Regions from separate parts of the Homo sapiens genome. Here region 1 is linked to region 2. Evidence: read pairs that join two places in POLR2A ChIA-PET (ENCODE). Cell type or tissue: Panc1. All regions are shown on one strand. Each heading gives the region's core, and the rest is flanking DNA. Links, peaks and the distances in the headings are about the cores only.

What was found. ChIA-PET counts read pairs that join two places held together with the same protein. Peaks named below come from ENCODE experiments on the same cell type or tissue, not always from the same donor. Only the 100,000 strongest peaks of a DNase experiment are listed, where the experiment ranks them.
Region 1: POLR2A ChIA-PET joins it to region 2 with 6 read pairs; 1 of 35 experiments calls an interaction of 5 or more read pairs at or near these places.

What each region holds. Positions count from the first base shown.
Region 1 is chr9:111,354,886-111,357,804 of GRCh38, forward strand. No RefSeq gene overlaps it. Among named protein-coding and RNA genes, the nearest start is that of OR2K2, 26 kb to the left of the region's middle. In Panc1, for the core only: no CTCF peak of the experiment used is centred there; a DNase peak (open chromatin) is centred at 1,886; H3K4me3 peaks cover 663 bases; H3K27ac peaks cover 967 bases.
Region 2 is chr9:110,779,734-110,782,652 of GRCh38, forward strand. The region is part of intron 11 of MUSK (muscle associated receptor tyrosine kinase); the gene reads left to right. The region is part of intron 2 of LOC107987115 (a long non-coding RNA gene); the gene reads right to left. Among named protein-coding and RNA genes, the nearest start is that of MUSK, 110 kb to the left of the region's middle. RefSeq lists an enhancer at 2,653-2,919. In Panc1, for the core only: no CTCF peak of the experiment used is centred there; no DNase peak of the experiment used is centred there; H3K27ac peaks cover 217 bases.

The sequences.
Region 1 (2,919 bases), core at 328-2,827, 580 kb after region 2:
CTAGAATCCAATACCTAGGAATCCAAATGAGAGAAAGCAGAAGTTACAAGTGCAAATAAATATACCATATTCCACACTCCATATTTGAAGAACTAACTTTTAAAAACCTGAACTCTCTCATTTTTTGACCAGAGGCAAAATTACCTACCCATATTCTCCTCTTCACTTAAAACTCAAATGTATTCCAGGTGCAGTGGCTCATGCCTGTAATCCAACACTTTGGGAGGCCAAGGCAGGTGTGTCACTTGAGCTCAGGAGTTCGAGACCAGCCTGGGCAATGAACATGGTGAAACCCCATGTCTACAAAAAATACAAGAATTAGCTGGGCACAGTGGTGTGCGCCTGTAGTCCCAGCTACTTAGGAGGCTGAAGCAGGAGAATCAATTGAGCCCAGGAGTTTGAGACTGCAGTGAGCCATGATCATGCCACTTTACTCCAACCTGGGCAACAGAGTGCGACCCTGTCTCAAAAACAAAACAAACAAACAAACAAAAAAAAGTGGTTCAGGCCTTAATCCCAACACTTAGGGAGGCCGAGACGGGTGGATCACCTGAGGTCAGGAGTTCGAGATCAGCCTGGCCAACATGGTGAAACCCCATCTCTACTAAAAATACAAAAAATTAGCTGGATGTGGTGATGGGCACCTGTAATCCCAGCTACTCGGGAGGCTGAGGCAGAAGAATCGCTTGAACCCAGGAGGCGTAGGTTGCAATGAGCTGAGATGGCACCACTGCACTCCAGCCTGGGCAACAGAGCGAGACTCTGCCTCAAAAAAAAAAAACCTTGTTTTTTTAAGATTTATCTAAAACATAATTCAAACAGGCATTACTTTTTAGAGAAGTTTCAGGTTCAAAGCAAGATTGAGAGGAAGGTACAGAGTTCTCATATGCCCCCTACCCTCACACATGCACAACCTTGCCCACTGTCAACATCTTGTACCATAGTGGTAAGTTGGTTGCAACTGATGAACTTACATTGACATACAGTTATCACCTGAAGTTCATAGTTCGCCTTCGGGCTCACTCCTGGTGGTGTACATTCTATAGGTTTGGGCAAATGTACGACGACATATATTCACAACCGTAGTATTATACGGAGTATTTTCACTGCCTTAGAAATCCTCTCTGCTCTATTTATTCACCCTTCCCTTCCCCCAACTCCTGTCAATCACAGATCTTTTTACGGTCTCCACAGCTTTGCCTTTTCCAGAATGTCATATAGTTGGAACCATACAGGATGTAACCTTTTCAGATTGACTTCTTTCACTAATATAAACGTATGTTTTCTCCATGTTTTTAATGGCTTGATAGCTCTTTTTAGCACTGAATAATATTCCATTTTCTGGATATATCAGTTTATTTTATACTTTACCATTCACCTACTGAAGGACATCTTGGTCGCTTCCAATTTTTGGCAATTATGGATAAAGCTGCTATAAATATCCACGTGCAGATTTTGCATCGACACAAGTTTTCAATTTGCCTGCATAAATACCAATGAGCACAATCCAATGGTAAGGGTACGTTTAGCTTTGTATAGCTTTTTAAAAACAACAAATATTCTCAAACTCTATGTCCAGTATGGTGGAGTAACTTCCCAGAAGACTGCCTTGCATATAGAAACTATAAACACTGCATTCAAAACAAAACAAAACAAAAAAAACCCAAACAATTTTCTTAAGGCTCTAGAGTCGGAGTCGGGTAGATTTCGGCGGAGAGCCAAAACATGGAAGGGGCCGGCAGGGGGTGAGTTTTGGGGCTTTGTGGCTTTGTCCTTAGGGTAAAGCACAGTCAGCGTGGCACAGAACGGTGGAAGCTCCCACTGAAAATCACCCTCTCTCCAGCCTGAGGCAGGCAGAGCCCACTACAAAGTAAGGGGAAAATCCTGGATATAAAACAGCAGAGAAGAAGAACCCAAGTTTCTGTGTGTAACTCTGCCCAAGTCTGTGACTAATCTCTGAATCACTTACGTTCACGGCAGACTGCAAAAAGCTCAGCCAAAAAAAAAAAAAAAAAAAAAAGAGCTGAACTGAGATCTGAGCCACCTACCAAAGGGGAGATAGTTGGCAGTTTGAGTTTAACCATGTTCACTGCCTGCTCAAATTGAAAAGCAGCTCTTTGGAGGAACAGTCCAGAGTCTCCACGACATAACATGCACAATGTCTAAGAATGTTGGGTTACAGTCCCAAAATACCGGATATACAAAGAACCAGGAAATGATGTTGGAGGCCTGGGGGAGGCAATCAAAAAAGACCAAAGCCAAGATGATCCAGATGTGTAAGTATCAAATAAGAACTCAAAAGCAACTATAATTATGCTTCATGATGTTTTTTAAAATGTGAGAAAGATTAGAAATTGAAAATTTTAAAAAGAACAAATGGAAACCTTAGAATGGAAAATTAAAATATCTGAAATAAAGACTCACTAGATGGGCTTTAATATCAGAATAGACATGGTAGAGTCAATAAATTTAAAGCGAATTTTTAAAAAATGACTAAGACCTGTGGAACAATATCAAAAGATCTAACATATGTTTAACTAGAGTTCTAGAAAGAGAGGAGAGAGGATGGCACAGGGAAAAAAACATGTGGGTAAATGGCCAAAACAAAACAAAATTCACAATTCAGTAAAATTCACACATTTAGAAATTCAAAAATCGAAGCAAAACTTGAGGATAAATATGAAGAAAAGCACACCTAGGTACATCATAGTCAAAGTGCTGAAATCCAAAAATAGGAAAAATCATGAAAGCAGACAGAAAAAAACTACACACCACATCTAGAGAGCAACAATTTGCTCTGAGAACCTCAGAAATCATAATGGAAACCCTGAAGGCCAAGAAACACTGGGGCATCTTTACAGTGCTAAAATAAAATAAATACTCAAAAATACTGATGTTCAGAAAAGATATTGTATTTGA
Region 2 (2,919 bases), core at 90-2,589:
CTGATTTCCTTGATTTTCTAATAAATTTTCTACTAGACCAATCCAATTCATAATTATTTTTATTACATTCTTCTAGCATTTATAATAATTTGTACTTTACATGTTTAGTTACTATGTTCTATGAGGCATAGTGATCCAAGACACTTTTCTTTTTATATGAAGCTCTTTACCAATGTAAAATGTCACTCTTGTCTTGTTTTAGTGCTTTTAGCTTTAAATTTCTAGTATTAATAATGGTAATTTTTTCCTTGTATTTATGTTAACCTAGCACCTCTTTGTTCCTCTTTTATTTTTCTTTTCTTATAAACAACATATACCTGGGTTTACTCCAATCAGATAGCCATTTTCTATTAATAGGAGGATTTAGCCTGTTCATATTTTATATCACAACTGATATACTCTATTTTATCCCTACTATCTTAACTGTATATTTTCTATTCGCTTTACGTTTTTGCTTCTTCTTTTTCTTTTTCTTTACTTGTTACTGGTTATGTTTTCTCCACTGCTAAGTGAAAGTCAGACACCAATTCTTTCTACACATCGCAGTGCTCTATTTATTCTTCATTTCTGCCCACCCCATGGGACTTTCAGAATCTCCAGGAGATCCTCAGACTGCTTGGATCTTCTTCCTTACCTCCCCTGGTACTCTTAGGTTTCTCTTTGCAGAGTGATTCTCAATATTGAGTCTTACCTAGCGAATTAGCCAAGACTCCACCCATCACAGCCCCTTCACATGTATCCTGAAGTTATTTTCTGATTCAATTGTTATTAAGAGTCTCCTCATGTATTTCCTTAGAAGGGAAAGTGTCTTGGGAGACAGAATCCCTGAAGCCTTGTGTGTTATCAAATTGTTTTCTTTTATTTGGGTAGTTGAAAAGTGTATTAACTGGGTATGGAACTCCTGAGTGACATTTCTTTGGGTGGTTTATAGATGTGATTTCACTCTTTTCTAGCTTCTAGTGTTGGAAGCAGGTAGTCTGGTGTGAATTTATTTTTTTCCTGTAAGTAATTTATTCTTTCTATCTAGGCAGAAACTTTTTGATTTTTCCCTTTATCCGTGATATCTGTATGATAAAAATTGTTTAATCATGTGCTATTGAACATCTCTTTCCAACTCCATGATAGGGCTTCATGTTGGGAGCTTGAGATAAGCTATGATGGGAATCTTTATCCCATTGAAATCAGGATGGTAGACAGACCTTTCTAATGCAAAAAGTTGATCATGCTATTCCACCTCGTAAAACACTCCTATAAGACCCTCCATTTGCTGCAGGGCATAGTCCAAATTACTTAAATTGGTATACAAGGACTTTTATCACTAAACCTGATATCTGCAGCTTTACCTATAGATACTCCCCAACTCCAACAATGAAACTTCTAGGTGCACTTTTAGAAAGGCATCACATCTGCTTAGTTCAGATCTTGGTATATGCTATTACTTCTTTATAGAATACTATCTCTCTACCCTGACTCCATTCTACTCTCTTAATTCCCCCATCCCACACACACGTTTGTGTGTGTTTTTTTGTTTTGTTTTGTTTTGTTTTGTTTTGTTTTGTTTGAGACGGAGTCTCACTCTGTCGCCCAGGCTGGAGTGCAGTGGCACAATCTTGGTTCACTGCAAGCTCCGCCTCCCGGGTTCACGCCATCCTCTTGCCTCAGCCTCCCGAGTAGCTGGGACTACAGGCGCCCACCACCATGCCCAGCTAATTTTTTGTATTTTTAGTAGAGATGGGGATTCACCGTGTTAGCCAGGATGGTCTCGATCTCCTGACCTCGTGATTCACCCGCCTTAGCCTCCCAAAGTGCTGGGATTACAGGCGTGAGCTACTGCTCCCAGCCCACACCTTTTCCTTAGTCTGTTCAGGTTGCTATAACAAAATGCCACAGACTGGGTGGCTTATACACAGAAATTTATTTCTCACAGTTCTGGAGTCCAAGAAGTCCAAGATCAAGGTGCCAGCAGATTTGGTATCTGGTGAGGACCCATTCCTCATAGACATAGCTGTCTTCTCCCTGTGTCCTCACATGGCAGAACGGGCGAGGGAGCTTTCTTGGACCTCTTTTATAAGGGCATTAATTCCATTTATCAGGACTCTACCCTTATTCATTTCAACACATGAATGTGGGGGAAAGACACAAAGACTCAGATCATCATAACCTTCAACTGGTTACTGGCTACTCACCATTTATGTTTAACTTACAGTTACTCACTCTAGAAAACCTTCTCAGTATGTCTAAACCTGAGTTAGTGCCAGCCCTGAACGAGACTCACAAGCATCGTGTTCTTACTACTCCTATAATGCTTCTTATATTTTGTTTTATTTCTCCATTTATTCACTTGTGTCTCATGACAAGCAAAGACTTCTCATGTTCACCACAGTGTTCTGGATACCTAACAGTCACTATTGATTTAGTGAATGCATTTACATATGGATGAATGAGTGTATAAACTCCCGTAGTGTTCAGAGGAAAAGAATCAAGACAGAAAATTGGTGAGAGAAAAGATAAAAAGGAAAAAGAATGACGATTCAAAGTGATCCTTTAGACCCAAAGAGATCATTGATGTAGTTCAAGGGAAGATCAGATCAAATCAGAAGCAGTCATCAAGGAATAACAAAACAAAACTATCTTGAAGGAAAGAAACATTTAAATCCATAAAGCAAAATTATTGTTCCAACTATGTCATTTCTTGCATTTTAAAAAAACTCACTAAATCATCATAGATTTTTCTTTTAACATGACAGTAAATTCTACTTTCTGATTCTTTTTAGAAAAACTAACCTTATATTTACCAGTGAAATTACACTACCAACTTTACTAATTACATTATATTCCCTCACATGTTATATATGGTGTGAGATGCTCTGTAAACTCCAAATACAAAAATAGTTATTTCTCCCTATCTTTTAATAATTG